Regions from separate parts of the Mus musculus genome. Here region 1 is linked to region 2. Evidence: chromatin loops called from intact Hi-C (ENCODE). Cell type or tissue: left cerebral cortex. All regions are shown on one strand. Links, peaks and the distances in the headings refer to the core of each region. The heading gives the core; the rest is flanking DNA. Region 1 has its middle 11 kb from the start of Nicn1. Region 2 overlaps Dag1 (dystroglycan 1).

Region 1 (8,326 bases), core at 103-8,102, 76 kb after region 2:
CTCTAAGTTTCTGCAAACATGCCAAGCATTTGCCAGCTTCCCTCAAGCCTTCCCACATGCTGACCCTTCTGCCCACGACATTCTTTGCCACTTGACCTATCTCACTCTCAGCTCGTTCCTTGTCTCTGCTTTTGGCCCGTCCCTGCTCCGGACACCTACTTAGCACGTTGTATGGCTCTCTGTGGTTTAAAAGGTTTATTTCTAAAACAGACTGGAGAGCTCAAGTCTGTTTGTTCTCTGCCTATCTTGTGAACTTCTAGTGCCTAGAGGTGGGTCTATCCCTTAGGAGTTCTCTTTGTGTTTGTTTGTTTGTTTGTTTAAGATGTACCTTTTGTTTTTAATTTATTTATCTTTATTTCATGGGACTTGCATGTGTGTCTGTGTGAGGGTGTCGGATTAGGGACAGTTGTGAGCTGCCATGTGGTTGCTGGGAATTGAACCCAGGTCTTCTCCAAGAGCAGCCAGTGCTCTTAATATGTGTCTCCGTCTGGGCAGGGAGTTGGATCTCCCTGAAGCTGGCTGAGGGTTGCCCAACAAGGGTGCTAGGAAGTGAATCAGGTCATTTTCAAGTATAGTAAGTACTCTTAAGGGCTGAGCCATCTTTCCATCCTGGTTTGTTTGTTTGTTTGTTTGTTTGTTTGTTTGTTTTTAAACAGCCTGTCACTGTATTGCTCTGCCTGGGCCTGGAACTCACTAGACCTAGGCTAGCTTCAAACCTGCATTTGCTCCCAAGTGTCAAGACCACAGGCATTTCTTCTTCTTCTTCCTCTTCTTCCTCTTCTTCTTCTTCTTCTTCTTCTTCTTCTTCTTCTTCTTCTTCTTCTTCTTCTTCTTCTTCTTCCTCCTCCTCCTCTCCTCCTCCTCCTCCTCCTCCTCCTCTTCTTCTTCTTCTTCTCCTCCTCCTTCTCCTCCTCCTCTTCCTCTTCTACCTCCTCCTCTTCCTCTTCTACCTCCTCCTCTTCTTCCTCCTCCTCCTGTTCTTCCTCCTCTTCTTCTTCCTCCTCCTTCCCCTTCTCCTTCTTCTATTTTGTTTGTTTATTAGTTGAGACAGAGGTTCTCTGCATATCCCTAGCTGTCCTGGAACTCCCTCTGTAGACCTAACTCACAGAAATCTACCTGGCTCTTCTACCAGAGTGCTGGGATTAAAGGTGTTGGCCACCACCACAAGGTATTCTATCACTTCTAATATACCCAATAAAGTTGGACTCAGTGGAAGAGAAAGTTCTTAGAATGCATGAAGTGCTGGGTTCAATCTTCAACACAAGTAAATCACGAACGTTTGGTTGAGTGGGGTCTCCCAAAGCCTGAAGGAAATGGTTGTAAATGTCTGGCTGACATTTTACAGCCCAAATTCTAAAAGCACATACCTGCTCTGTGACATCTACATGCCACAGAGTAAATTGAAGTCCTCACCCTGTCCTGTACTGGCCTATAAGGATTTGCCTTAAAGTGATCAATACCTATAATTTGAGAACTAAGAATAGTGGTTAGGAGCCGGGCATGGTGGCACATGCCTTTAATCCCAGCATTTGGGAGGCAGAGGCAGGCAAATTTCTGAGTTCCAGGACAGCTAGGGCTATACAGAGAAACCCTGTCTCAAAAAAAAAAAAAAAAAAAAAAAAAAAAAACAAAAAAAACAAAAAATAAAAAAAAGAAATAGTGGTGGTCGAATTGTTAAAGAGCCAGTGCTCTTAACCACTGAGCCATCTGTCCAGTCCCACCAATTGCTCTTGAGGTAGGATTTCATGCAGTCCAGGCAAGCCTTGAACTTTTTTTTTAATTATTTTGCAGTCCAGGCAAGCCTTGAACTTTTTTTTTAATTATTTATGATTATAGTTAAGTACACTGTAGCTGTCTTCAGACACACTAGAAGAGGGCGTCAGATCCCATTACGAGTGGTTGCGAGCCCACGTGGTTGCTGGGATTTGAACTCAGGACCTTCCGAAGAGCAGTCAGAGCTCTTACCCGCTGAACCATCTTGCTAGCTCAGGCCTTGAATTTTTTTTTTTTTTAAGTTTTATTTACCTAATTTTTATGAGTACACGGTCGATGTCTTTAGACACCAAAGAGGGCATTGAATCCCATTACAGATGGTTGTGATCCACCATGTGGTTGCTGGGAATTGAACTCTGGACCTCTGGAAGAGCAGCTAGTGCTCTTAACCACTGAGCCATCTCTCCAGCTCCGGCCTTGAACTTTTAAAACAATGTTATTTAATTATTTTTGTGTGTATATTTTCAATTGTGTATCTGAGCACCATATGCCTTCCTGGTGCCCAGGGAGACCAGAAGAGAGCACTGGAGCCTGTAGAACGAACTGGAGGCACAAATGGTTGTTAGCTGGGAATCAAACCCAGGTCCTCTGGAAAAGCAGAGATTGCTGAGCCATCTCTCCAGCCCCAGACCTTGAACTTTCTATGTATGGGATGATGACCTTGAACTTCTGATCTTCCTGTCTCCCCTAAGTGCTAAGATACAGACAAATGGCACCACATCTGGTTTCCAATGTTGGGGATCAAAGCCAGGGAGAGCCCCAGTGCCTCTAGGCAAGCACCTGACCTGAAATAGCAGCCACAGTCGCTCTCCCCCTGCCTCCTCTTTTTTTCAGATATGTTTTCACTATGTGACTCTGGCCAGCCTGGAACTTGCTGTATAAAACAATGAGATGGAGGGGGCTGTCTAGATGGCTCAGTGGTTAAGAGCACCGATGGCTCTGCTTCTGGAGGTTGTGAGTTCAAATTCCCCACATGGTGGCTCACAACCATCCGTAATGGGGTCTGATGCCCTCTTTCGGAGTGTCTGAAGACAGCTACAGTGTACTTACATAAAACAAATAAGTAAATCTTTTTTGTTTGTTTGTTTGTTTTTCCAGACAGGGTTTCTCTGTGTAGCCCTGGCTGTCTTGGAACTCACTTTGTAGACCAGGCTGGCCTCGAACTAAGAAATCTGCCTGCCTCTGCCTCCTGAGTGCTGGGATTAAAGGTGTGTGCCACCATGCCCTGCAAATAAGTAAATCTTTAAAAAAAAAAAAAAAAAAGAAACAAAACAAAGCTGGGCATTGTAGCACATGGGAGGCAGAGGCATGTGGATCTCTGAGTTGGAGGCCAGCCTGGTCTACAAAGTGAGTTCCAGGACAGCCAGGGCTATGCAGAGAAACCCTGTCTCAAACAAAACAAAACAAAACAAAAAAGAGTGTATCCATGGAAGCAGGACAGTAGATGAATGATAAAGGCATTTTCTAAGCCCTTTACTCCATCGTCAGTCATGCAAGAATGCCCAAAGCAGAGACGTGAAAGTCGCAGTCCTCGAAGCTAAGAAGTTTACATTTCCGCTCCTGGATGGGGAAATAGACCCCCAGGAAACCAGGAGCTGGATGAGTCCCTCTGGAGGAGAGGTCACTTCACGGTAGCTGAGCCTTTGGGTCAATCCAAATTTTCCTTCTAGCTTTGTGAATTCCCAGGAGGGGTTCAGTGGAACAGGACACGGCCAGGCCAAATGGACACAAATGGAGCAGAGGTGACTGACTGATCCTTCAAGCAGTCCTCAAACGAAGCAACCAAAACTGATGAAATTTGTGGATAACAGATCTGAAAAAATAAAATAAAATAGCTCCCTGGGTCTTACACTGTCTGGAACCACAGTCATCTTCATTCTGGATTTCTCTTGAGAGGGGATAAAACATGTGGTTAGTAAAAGCCAAAATGGAGAGATGGTTCAGTGGTTAAGAGCACTTAGTCCTCATGCAAAGGACCCAGGTTCAATTCCAGCATCCACGTGGAGGCTTACCACCCCTTGTAACTCCAGATTCAGGGGAATCTAGCACCCTCTTCTGGCCTCACAAGGCACTGCATGCAAGTGAGGCAAATATATATTATGCAGACAAAACACCCATCCACATGAAGTAAAAATAAATAATTTTTTTTTTGTTTTTTTTCGAGACAGGGTTCCTCTGTATAGCCCAGGCTGTCCTGGAATTCACTCTGTAGACCAGGCTGGCCTCGAACTCAGAAATCCACCTGCATCTGCCTCCCAAGTGCTAGGATTAAAGACGTGCACCACCACGCCCAGCTGAAATAAATCTTTAAAAACAACAACAAAAACTAATTTTGACGGAAAGCCCAGAGATCCAGGCATGGTAGCACATAACTTTAATTCCAGAACTCTGCAGACTGTAACAAGGGATCTCTGTGACTTTGAGGCCAGTCTGGACTACATAACAAGTTGCAGGACGCCAGGCAGTGCTGGCCCACGCCTTTAATCCCAGCACTTGGGAGGCAGAGGCAGGTGGATTTCTGAGTTGGAGGCCAGCCTGGTCTACAAAGTGAGTTCCAGGACAGCCAGGGCTATACAGAGAACCCCCGTCTAGAAAAACAAAAACAACAACAAAAACAAACAAACAAACAAACAAAAAGTTCCAGGACAGCCAAGGCTAAATTGGAAGTCCCTGTCCTGTAGAGGTAAAAAAGAAGAAGAAGAAGAAGAAGGAGAAGGAGAAGGAGAAGGAGAAGGAGAAGGAGAAGGAGAAGGAGAAGGAGAAGGAGAAGGAGAAGGAGAAGGAGAAGAAGAAGAAGAAGAAGAAGAAGAAGAAGAAGAAGAAGAAGAAGAAGAAGAAGCCCAGAGACTTTGATGGCAAGACATGAGTCCCAGGAAAACCAGGACATACAAGCATTCTTTGGCTTCCTGTTCCCAGCAGCTGCAGGAAGCTCGAAGCCCCTAGCTCTCCCAGCACCCCCGCCCCAAAGAACTGGAGAAAAATCTTGTTTCCTGTCCTTCTTGATTAGGCACACAGAGACCAGGGTGGGAACAGCTGAGTATTCCACAGCAAGCCCCAGGGAGATGCTAGGGCTGTCAGCCAATGTTTGGAAGGCACCGTGGTGTTTAGAAACAGGGCCTGGGAAGGGATTTCATGACCAGAGCAGGCTCCTCCTCCAGCCTTCTTTACTTTCATAATCTGAAAAGGCTATTGACAATTTTCACAGAAAAACAAAACAAAACAAAACAAAACACGTTTCTCTACATTATCTTGCCCATAAGCCTGTAATTTAAAAGTCTTTTTATGTCTCACTTATTTAACTTGTAGGGATTCCAGCCTTAAGAGCCCCTAAGGTTAGGGAAATTCCATGTTGGTTCAGCCCCAACTGGCTATGAGTCAAGGGCCTCCTCCTGGCCACGTTGACTCGCACTGCCCTCCAGAGCCTAGGAGACTAGGCTAGGAGAGCTTCAAGGAAGCGGCTTGCTCCACTTCTCCACTGTGCTACCTCCCCCCAGCCTATTGGAGACAGCTGAACAGACTGTCCGTGGGTTTGATCCCTAGCACTGTAAAATACATAAATAAACAAATAAATGAGAGGGTCTAGGTGCAGTGGCCTATGCCTGTAATCCCAGATCTTGCAGGCTGAGACAAGAGGACAGCATCAAGTTATCAAGTCTAGGCTATATGGCAAGACCTTGTCTCAGAAAAGCAAGAGTTATTTGGCTACGTAGCAAGTTTGAGGCTAGCCTAGATTACAGAAGTCTCTCTCTCTCTGTCTCTCTGTCTCTCTCTCTTTCACACACACACATGTACACACATGCATACACATATACACATTACACACACACATATATATACATACACACATGCCACACAGATATATACATATACCACACACACACACACATATATACACATACATACACACACCATACACACATACCACAGTACACACACATACATTACACACACACATACACATACCCACACCATGTATATACATCTACCACACACCACACACACACACATCACACACATACACACACACATCAACACCATATACCACACACACACATATAAACCCAAGGCTAGGGATACAGCCCAATGGTAGAGTGCCTAGTAGGCACAAAGCAGTCCTGGGTTCAATCCTTACCATTATAAAGAAAGAAAGACAGAGACACAGAAACACAGAGAGACAGAGACAGAGAGAGACACAGAGACACACAGAAACATAGAGAGAGACAGAGAGAGCAAGCGAGGCAGGTGTGGTGGCACAGGCCTAGAAATTCCAGCACTTGAGAGGCAGAAGCAGAAGACTCAGGAGTTTGAGGCCAGCATGAGCTACATAAGACCCTGCTTTTAAAAACCCAAATTCTGTGGGGCTGGAGAGAAGCCTCAGCAGTTGAGAGCTGTTTCAATTCCTGGCACCACATGGTGGTTAACAACTTTCTCTAACTTTAGTTCCAAGGGATTCAATGTCGTCTTCCGGTCCACTTGGACCCATCTTGCATATGGTACACAGACAGACATTCAGGCAAAACACCATAAACATAAAACAATAAATCAGGGGACCCTAAAACTATGAACGGTGATATGGCTACACAGGTTTGGTGACTTGTGTTTGACTCTAAACCCTTGTAAATGTGGAAGGAGAACACCCACACTACAGAGTTGTCCTGTGTGATGGCTAACCTTGGCTGTCAATTTGGCACACTTGGGAAGAATGAATCTCACTTGAAGAATGGCCTCCATCAGTGTGGCGGGTGGGCATGTCTGCAAACTAGGAAATACTCTGACCTCCGTTCACACTCTGTAGCATGCATCCCCAAACATGTATCACACACACACACACACACACACACGCACACACACACTTAATAAAATAAGATCTGGAGAGTAGGCTGGAGAGACGACTCAGAGGTTAAGAGCACTGACTGCTCTTCCAGAGGTCCTGAGCTCAATTCCCAGCAACCACATGGTGGCTCATGATCATCAATGAAGGGATCTGATGCACTCTTCTGGCATGCAGGTGTAAAGTAAATTAATTAAACTGAAAAGGTTTTTTAAAAGATAAGTGGGGGCTGGGGAGATGGCTCAGAGGTTAAGAGCACTGAGTGCTCTCCCAGAGGTCCTGAGTTCAATTCCCAGCAACCACATGGTGGCTCACAACCATCTGTAATGAGATCTGACGCTCTCTTCTGGTGCTGTCTGAAGACAGCTACAGTGTACTTACATATAATAAATAAATAAATCTATTAAGGGTGGTTGTGAGCCACCATGTGGTTGCTGGGATTTTGAACTTCGGACCACCTTCGGAAGAGCAGTCGGGTGCTCTTACCCACTGAGCCATTTCACCAGCCCCAAATAAATAAATCTTAAAAAAAAAAAAAGGATAGGTGGTAGCGGTAGTATACAACTTTAATCCCTGCACTCCAGAGGCAGAGGCAGAGGCAGAGGCCAGCAAATCTCTGAATTCAAGGCCAGCCTGTTCTCCAGAGCAAGTTCCAAGACCAACAGAGCTATATAGAGAAATCCTGTCTTGAAACAAACAAACAAACGACTGGAGAGTTGGCTCTGCAATCAGGAACATTGGCTGTTCTTCCAGAAGATCTGAGTCGTCGTCGTCGTCTTCTTCTTCTTCTTCTTCTTCTTCTTCTTCTTCTTCTTCTTCTTCTTCTTCTTCTTTTCGAGACAGGGTTTCTCTGTATAGCCCTGGCTGTCCTGGAACTCACTCTGTAGACCAGGCTGGCCTCGAACTCAGAAATCCACCTGCCTCTGCCTCCCAAGTGCTGGGACTAAAGGCGTGTGCCACCACCGCCTGGCAGGATCTAAGTTCAAGTCTCAGCACCAACATGGTGGCTCACAACTATCTGTGCTTCCCATTACAAGAGTCTTTTTTTAAATAAAAAAAGATTTATTTATTATTACATGTAAGTACACTGTAGATGTCTTCAGAAGAGAGTGTCAGATCTCATTATGGGTGGCCATGAGCCACCATGTGGTTGTTGGGATTTGAACTCAAGACCTTCGGAAGAGCAGTCAGTGCCCCAACCTCTGAGCCATCTCTCCAGCCCTCGTTACAGGAGTCTTAGTCCCTCTTCTGGCCTTCAAGGGCACTGAATTCATGTCATGAAGAGACACACATTCAGGAACAATGGCCAAAACCATAAAATTTTAAAATGAATAAAAACATATGCTATAGGGGGTGGAGAGGTGGGTCAGAAGTTATGAACACTGAGTGCTCTTTCTGGGACCCAGGTTTGGTCCCCAGCATCCACACAGCATCTACATGGCAGCTCACAACCATCTGTAATTCCAATTCCAATACTCTAAACCAATGAGCGATCTCTCCAGACTTCAAAAATAAATCTTTAGGACAGATATGGTGGCCTTTAACATTAACACTTGGGAAGCAAAGGCAGGTTAGTTTGAGGCCAGCCTAGACTACATAGTGAATTCCAGGGCAGCCAGGCCTATGTAGAGAAGATTGTCTCAATAAATAAATCTTTAAAAAGATTATATTGTATATGTATATGTATATTGCCTCTCGTTTGGGGATATGCATGTGTGAGTG
Region 2 (8,326 bases), core at 262-8,261:
GTAACAAAAAAAGAATTCCAAGTAACTCTGGGCAAAGGACGGGCTCCATCTGCTGTAAGCAGAAAGGCCGTGAGCAATTGAATTGTCTTCCCCATCTTTATTAATGCTAATTCCATACAGGCTCACCCCTGACCATTCCCAAGGCTGCTCTAAGAATCCTAGCCCTTCCTGAGCCTGAATCTCTCTAAGGAGGCTGGAGTTCCAGGAGTGTGCAGCCTCAGGACCCACAGCAGGGTTGTGGGGAATAATTATCATAGAGGCAGGGCCCAGGGACTCACAGTCAGCACTTCTTCAAGCTCTCATTTGCACTACATTCCCTTTAGTCTTAATTGTTTGTTTGTTTGTTTGTTTTGAAACAAGGTCTCAGTATGTAGCCCTGGGTGTCCTGAAACTTGCTATGTAGACCAGGCTGGCCTCAAAGTCACAGGCAAAGTCACCTGTCTTTGCCTCCTAAATTCTAGGATTGAATACATGTACCACTGTAGAGGAGGGAAACCTTGAACTTTTCCTGTATTCACCTCTGCGGTGCTGGGATTGTTGGTCTTCCAAGGCACATCTGGTTTTTATGGTGCTAGGGATGGAACCCAGGCTTTATGCTTGTTGGGCAAACACTACAAACTGAGCTGCACCACTGTCCTCACTCTAAGCATACACTAGACACAGGAAAATCAAGTATTCTCATCTCATCCCAACACACACACACACTCTCTCTCACATACACACACACACACACCCTCACATACACACACTCACACACATACACACACTCACATTCACACACATACACACACTCACACACATACACACACTCACATTCACACACATACACACCCTTACATACACACACTCACACACATATACACCCTCACATTACACACATTCACACACATACACACCCTCACACACACACACATATCCTTACATACACACACTCACACACATACACACCCTCATGTACATATACACCCTCACACACACACATACACATGCTACAGGACATGAGCTCCTGCATCCAGCAGGTCTACATCCACATCAGAATCCCCATGGCCAGTTCCTGCCCATCTCAACCCTGGGCTCCCTGAGGATGAATGCATCTGAAACAAAGCTAGTTTCCTCTCAGAGACTCCCTCAGAGGTCCACCCACCTCTGACACTAACTGGACCAGCTCTTTGCTCCACCTCTCTTTCCCAAGACCTTCTTTAGAAGACGTTCTAAGACTTACAGTGGTTCTCAACCTCCCCATAGCTGAGACCCTTTGATACAGTTCCTCATGTTGTGGTAACCCCCCAACCATAAAATTATTTTCGCTGCTACTTCATTACTGTAATTTTGCCACTGTTGTAAAGTGTAATGTAAATATCTGTGATTTCTAATGTCTTAGGCAACCTCTGTGAAAAGGCCATTTGACCCCAAAGGATCAACCCCCAAGTGTGCTCTCAACCTTAGACTGTTAACCGTAGGTTCCCTTAGTATCTAAGGGAAGTGGGGCATGATCCTGGAGCACTAAGTTCAAGTCACTGTGTAGGAAGGCTGACTTATCCTCAGCTTGCCCCATTGTGGTAGGCTCCAAACTTATCTGTCCCTATATCCTGAGACTAAGCTACCCTGTAGACAGAGAACAACAGCGTTCTTGGCCAGCTAGCGATCACCTGCTCTCCCAGTGTGTGCCGGGAGCTGGACAGTCTGAGGAAAGGCATTCTCTGGCGTTTCAGGGCACTCAGGCCCCAGGTCCACAAGAGAATGAGCCACCAATTCTCCATCCCCATTCGTTTCTCGGGTCATGTTCTTTGCCCAGGAGTACAGACTAAAACGACTCCAACAACCAGATGTGCCTAACTGCTAGTCTAGACGCTCCCAAATCCCGAAGTACCCTATCAGGCTATCCCCTGCCTCGGATGCTCTCAGGATCGAAGAAGGAGAGACTACAAATCCAACAAACCCAAATTGTGGAAATTAGACTCCATGGAGCACAGGTCTTAAAGTAAGAGAGAACTTTGTGCTGGCAAAGGATGAGGGTCTCCCCAACCCACGTTTATTTGTTTAGTAATCTGAATCAGAAACCAACTTTCAAGAGTTCTCTTTCCAACATATGGATCACGAGATCAAATTCAGGCAACCGCCCTTACACTAAGCCATCTTGCTAGGACGAGTAGTTAGAATCCTAAGGACTATATAATACACCAGAATTCAAACTTTGCAGGCAGAATTCAAACCCCAGAGCAGAAGCCAGCGCAAAGCCAGGGCCTCAACGTCACCCATTCCCCTGCAGGCTTCCTTTTAGGAGAGAGAATGTATTATGTGAATGACAGCCTCGGATTACCAGACACATTCTCAGAACCCAGCAGGGTAGTGAAGCCTGAGCGCCACTAGAGGACCGCTCCGCCCGCCTCTCTGCTTCAGTCCTGCCCACATCCGGGTGGCCCCTCCCTTCCCAGCTATGCTGGCGCAATTTAGCCCCTCCCTCCCTAAGTCATTCCAGCACACAGCCCGACTTTCTGATGCCTGCGGCATTCTTGTTCCCACCCACAACCCACCTCTTCAAGCCCCGCCCACTGCTGGCCTCTTAGTCCTATAGCGCTATCTCCTGGTAGTCGGGAGACATTGTTCTCCTTTGGGGCTAGTCAGCTGGGGCTTCCTTGGCGTGCTTGTGGAGCCACTATCAAATTGAGACCTAATCCTTGCTCTGGTCCTGAACCTGCCTAGAGATCTGGGCTTCACAGAACCCCCAAGAGACGTGGTCTCAGATGAAATTCGAGTCATCTTCAGCAAAGTAGGTGTCAACTGTTGCTCCTACCACTGGAATTCCCAGCAGATGGGCACCCCTCCTTTAAACTACTGTCTCCTCTGCATCTTCTAGAGTCCTCATAAAGAAGTGGTAAATCCATCCCTCATTAGGAGGTTTATTTAAAATGTTGGTCTTTATTGGGAAGAGAGGCTCCTTGGTCTTGCAAACTTTATATGCCCCAGTACAGGGGAACACCAGGGCCAAGAAGTGGGAGTGGGTGGGTGGGTGGGGGGAGTATGGGGGACTTTCAGGATAGCATTTGAAATGTAAATGAAGAAAATACCTAATAAAAATTGGAAAAAAAAACACCTTGATCTTCTACAATACAAACAAAATAATAGTGTTGGGGTCACACCTAGGAATGGAACTTGCCTTACGCTAGTTTGGAAAAATGTGGCCAACTTCTCTGCCTTAGCCATCGTGCATCAAAGACAGTAATTTATAGAAAGTGAGTAAAATAAATAACTTTTCTTTCTTTTTTTCTTATTTTCAAGATAGGACCTCACTGTGTAATCCTAGCTGACCTGGAACTCAAAGAGATCTACCTTCCTCCCAAAATGCTGGGGTTAACAGCAAGTGCTACCACACCGATTATCTTTTCCCTTTCATTTTCCTTTTCACTTTTAAAGATCTGTTTTTATTTATGTGTAAGTGTATCTATGTTAAATGTATGTCCTGGGTGTGGGTCCCCACAAAGACCAGAAGAGGGCATCCAGGAGGCTGAGACACCAGATGTGGGTGTTAGCCACTGAACTTGGGTCCTCAGGACTAACAAATAGCAAGTGCTCTGAACTGGAGAGCATTTCATCTCTCCTGCTCCCCACCTCCTCTTTTTGGGGGGCGGGGATGGTTTTGAGACAGGATTTCTCTGTATAGCCCTGGCTGTCCTGGAACTCACTTTGTAGACCAGGCTGGCCTTGAACTCAGAAATCCGCCTGCCTCTGCCTCCCAAGTGTTAGGATTAAAGGTGTGCACCACCATGCCTGGCGCCATCTCCCCTTTTTTGAGACAAGATCTTGCTAAGTAGTCTTGGCTGGAGTGGAACTCACCATGCAGACAAAGCTGGCCTCAAACTCAGAGAGGTTCATAAACCTCTGGCTCCTGAATGCTGGATTACAGTGTGTGCCACTGCAGGCTTTTTGTTTTAAGACAGTCTCATGTAGCCAAGACTGATCTCAGATTTTTTTATGTAGCCAAGACTGTCTTCAACTCCTCTAATGCCTCTGCTTCACACACGCCAGGATTACAGGCGTGTGCTACTGTGCTAGACTGATAGGGATTTGTTTTGTTTTGGTTTTGGTTTTTTGGGTTTTGTTTTTTTTTTTTTTGTTTTTTGTTTTTTGTTTTTTTGAGACAGGGTTTCTCTCTGTAGTCCTGGCTGTCCTGGAACTGACTCCATAGACCAGGCTGGCCTCGAACTCAGAAATCCACCTGCCTCTGCCTCTCGAGTGCTGGGATTAAAGGCGTGTGCCACCACCGCCCGGCCTCTGATATGGATTTTTAAGACAGCAATACTGAAACTAAAATTTAGCTTTGAAGGACCGGTATTTGAGAATAGACCTTGCGTATTGTAAAGAAACCAGGGAAGAGCTCCTCCTAGCGGCTCGTTTGGCAGGAGCATAGAAAAAGAAGCTAGAAGCTACATCTTAGCAATAGTCTAGAAGCCAGGCGAGTCACCGTTCATAAACACACTAGGTCCTCTAGCCAACAGCCTTGTCTCGCCCATGATTGATCCAGAGAGCTTGGCTCTCACGGAAGTGTCTACACAAGATTGCTAAGAATTCAGATCCTCTGCTTTTCTCTCTACCTCTCTTGAGGGCCGACTCTTGACTATAATCCATTATCTCAACTCCATGCCCCAGTTCACTGGGTATCTTGGAGCCCCTTGGAGACAGCACTGTCCTAACCTCAATAACAGACTGGAGAGCCTTGCTGGAGGGATCCCAGGAAGTAGCCCTGCGTCAAATCAAGTAGAAAAACAGGTTCCTCTTAGTACCCTTCTGCCTGCCCCCTGCCCTCCTATCACCTTCTGTTCATAGGCAGACTCACTTCCACCAAGACAAGATCATAGGAACTTGGCCTGAGGGCTGGGGAGCAGGCCATCTACCAGGCTCAACAGCAACTCACCTCCTGCAAAGAAGACAGGAAGCAGCTGGAGCCCCGTGCAGCCTGTAGCTTCTCGATCATCCTCAGTTTCATCTTAAGCTGAGCTTTCTGAGGGTCAGCTTAACTGAGAGCAATTGTGGGGTCATCTACGGGGTTCCTGCTGCAATGCTTAGAAGGCTCCGTGAGGCATGTGCCTTTGAACACTTGTCAGGAGTCTTTCCTGATGTGGTATCTTTGGACAAGGTCTCATGAGTCCCAGGTGAAACTTACTAAGTAGCTTACTCTGTCCTTGAACTCCTGATCCTCTTCGCTCCACTTCCCAAGAACTTGAGTTATTGGTGTGCCCCACCATGTCTGCCCTTGTGCCTAGGCTGGTTTTGCCTTGGCATTTTCAAGGTGCTACACATTTATATCCTAACTGCAAACACTTTTGGACCATCAGGAAAAGTGGGGTGCAAAGACTCATGGTGAGCTGGTAGAAGCAGAGACAAACCAGAAGAGGCACCGTTTTTTTCTGTAACCACTGGCCCTCTGGCAACAACTGCTGCATCTCTACTTCCTGTATGAGCATTGTCCCAGGAGAACACCTGTCCTTTCCTAGATATGGAGTACGCTCATTCTACCTAGGCCCGTCTACATCCTGACAGGCACCACCTTAGGGCTGGCCACCCAGAATCTGGAAGCTCAAGCACAAAGCACCCTGGTTAGAAACCGCTCGCTAAGGTTACCAGCCAATCCCAAGCCCATAGGTATTTTTGGACAAAAGACGATAAAAGCCACAGTAGAGTTTCCATCAGCATAGCTCCACCCCAGCCTTCAGAGAGGCTGCCTCTTCTGAGGCACATCTCCCATCACGCTCCACCCCATCCACTAGACTCCCAGTTATACCCTACCTTGGCAAATGAGGAAACTGAGGACTAAAGTTAGTCTTGACTAAAGGCAGAAGGAGCACTAGAAGCAGCTTGCGTATTGGCAGAGGTCCCGGCGGCACAGAAATGGCAGCTTCTGCAGAGGTTCCCTGAGCTGCCCTTCTCTACCATGATTGATCCTCTCCCACCATTCACGCCCAGGAACCAGAAGATCCCAGGTAAATAGACAGTCAGAGGCAATGACATTGTAATAAAGACACTGCTTTTATTTAGTTTGATATGTTTCTATACAGAATGCAGAAAACACATCTTAAAATCATATAGAAGGAAATAAAAACACGTCAGTGGTTGGTGAACACTTGAATGTGAGATTGGCTCTCTGTCTCAGAGTCTGATGGCCATCGCCGGCTCAGGGAGGGGGCTGCCTGCAAAGGCATTGTTGCTGTTGTTATTCTGTTCACTGCCCCACTGCCTCCAGTTGCTATGACAACAGGCCACTTTGGGCCTGCCTCCTCTCTACATGGCAATGCCCAATGGTGGGGTTGCTAAGAGCAACAAGAGTTATCTGGAGGGCTTCCCAAAGCCCTCACCTGGAATACTGGGATTTGTTTATTTGTTTATTTATTTATTTATTTTTGATGAGGTCACCAGAAATAATTTCATCGGATCAGATCCCTGCTCTTGACTCTGGGACATCAGGGAAACTCCAGCTCGGACCAGAGCTTGGGAGCACAAGGCCCAGTCACCAGCCATCCATGAAGCACTCATCGGCAGACTCCCGCATGGGGAGTGCTCACTACAAAGAACCCTCCTGGGGGCTGAGCAGGAAGGGTAGGCCTTGTGGAGAAAGCAGAAGAACCACCATTTGGAAGCAACCCTTCTGAACTACTGGCCTTTCCTTCCTGAGACAGCACACCCTCTGCTCAACAGTCGATATGGCTTAGAAGGTACTGCTCCGTGTGCAAAGGGAGCCTGGGTCCACCCACCCACCCTCCATCAGGGAAGGGATACATTATTGCAAAAGGCATTCCTCCCTAAAAGGTACCCGAAATAACTCAGACATCAAGAAAAGGCATGCTCAAAATGGTTTCTTCCAAAGGAGGAGAATCAAAGCAGAGTGGGTGCCCCTGAGTCATGGGACAGAGATGCAGACAGATGGACGATGTTCTGCTAAAAAAGGCAAAGGAAGCCTCTATGTAATCCAGAATTTAACCCATTAGGAAAAGAAGGAGGGGAGGGTCCAAATGAGCAAAGCCATCAGTCCCATGGAGTTGACACTAGGAGCTTATACAAACTGCTGCTAAGCATCACCATTTTTTAATCTTTTTTTTTTTAATAAAACAATTTGAGGCTGTATAAAAACTTTAGTAAAAAATTAGCTTTGAGAGCCCACAGACTTTTACTATGAACTATTGCTGGCACTCCTCCCCAGCCACAGGCCCACGGCCCAGGACTGGAGCGCCAGAGAAGAGGGGCAGGGTATATGGGGTAGGGCTGTGGACTGTTGGGACAAAGTGGCCAAGGTCAAGTGAGGAAAGAGCATCACATGACATAAAAATATTGCATCTTCACCAAAATGTCCCCCACTGAGTGTTTCAAAGACCGTGATATTCCTTTTAAGAGGGAAGGGAAAGAACAGAACCAAACCAAACCAAACCACAGAGAAGGGAAAAGAAAGGTTGATGAGGTGGAGTCCTTCGACCTTCCCAGGTGCCCCTACGAGCAGCTGGCCCACCTTGGAGCACCTAGGTTGGAGGCCATAGCCACCAATGCCTTTTGGAGTCCCTTTCCCACAGAAATGAAGACCCCCTTGGTGGTAGGCCACTAGCGTGCATGGGGTAGAGGTCAGGATGTCCATGGCCCAAGAGGCCCCTCCAGCTTCCAGCCCCTGGCAACAGCGGGAGAGCGAACCCAGCACCAGGGCCCTGGCACCCGAGCCAGGACCAGGAGGCCCTCAGTCAGGCTCTGGGATATCAGAGCAACCAAGTTGACATAGTGTGAAAAAATAGGATTCCTTTGATAAAAAATACTGTCCCTTGGTCTTCTCTAAGTTTGAAACACCCTGGGATCTTATTTTTAGCAAAGCAATTTCCCATACCCACCCAAAAATTATACGTACAAGTTTAGGTAAACAGCAGATTAAATGTAAAAACTTAACCTTAATTTCTGAAAGTCCTTTGAATGTAATCTTTAGCTACTGTTTTCCATGTTACATCCTGCAGCTAGACACACGTGAATAGAAAAAACAGTACAGTTAGTGTTAAAGGCAAAATGCAGAGAGCTGGGGCCGCCCAGCACTGCCTGCGAGTTCATTCACGGTTCCTCGCTCCCTCCTTCTACCTCTACTCAAACAGTGCTTCAGAGCCATCAAAAAACGCAGCGAAGACTTTTCTATGAACAAACAAAAAGCTGTTAGGCAAAAAATGAAAATAAAAAAGTCCCCCAAAGTCTCTCCAGCAGCTTTGGGGTTTGGGAGGACCAGAGAGGGCGGGCTTGTCCAGGCCCTGTTGTCAGTGTGTGCTAGGTCAGGTGTTGGGGACCAGTGGGCAATGGCCTGTGGGCCACC

The links. A loop is a pair of places that touch in the nucleus more often than their neighbours do. Peaks named below come from ENCODE experiments on the same cell type or tissue, not always from the same donor. Only the 100,000 strongest peaks of a DNase experiment are listed, where the experiment ranks them.
Region 1: it touches region 2 in a loop (2.2-fold over the local background); 22 of 42 quality-filtered maps call a loop at or near these places.

The regions. Positions count from the first base shown.
Region 1 is chr9:108,275,439-108,283,764 of GRCm38, forward strand. No RefSeq gene overlaps it. Among named protein-coding and RNA genes, the nearest start is that of Nicn1, 11 kb to the right of the region's middle. In left cerebral cortex, for the core only: a CTCF peak has its summit at 3,840 (motif pointing left); no DNase peak of the experiment used is centred there; H3K27ac peaks cover 451 bases.
Region 2 is chr9:108,198,861-108,207,186 of GRCm38, forward strand. Dag1 (dystroglycan 1) reads right to left here. Exons shown (of 4, transcript NM_001276482.1): 4 at 6,001-8,326. Among named protein-coding and RNA genes, the nearest start is that of Bsn, 13 kb to the left of the region's middle. In left cerebral cortex, for the core only: CTCF peaks have their summits at 2,535 (motif pointing left), 3,465 (motif pointing right) and 4,386; DNase peaks (open chromatin) are centred at 2,478, 4,384, 5,839, 6,188 and 1 more place; H3K4me3 peaks cover 263 bases; H3K27ac peaks cover 4,454 bases.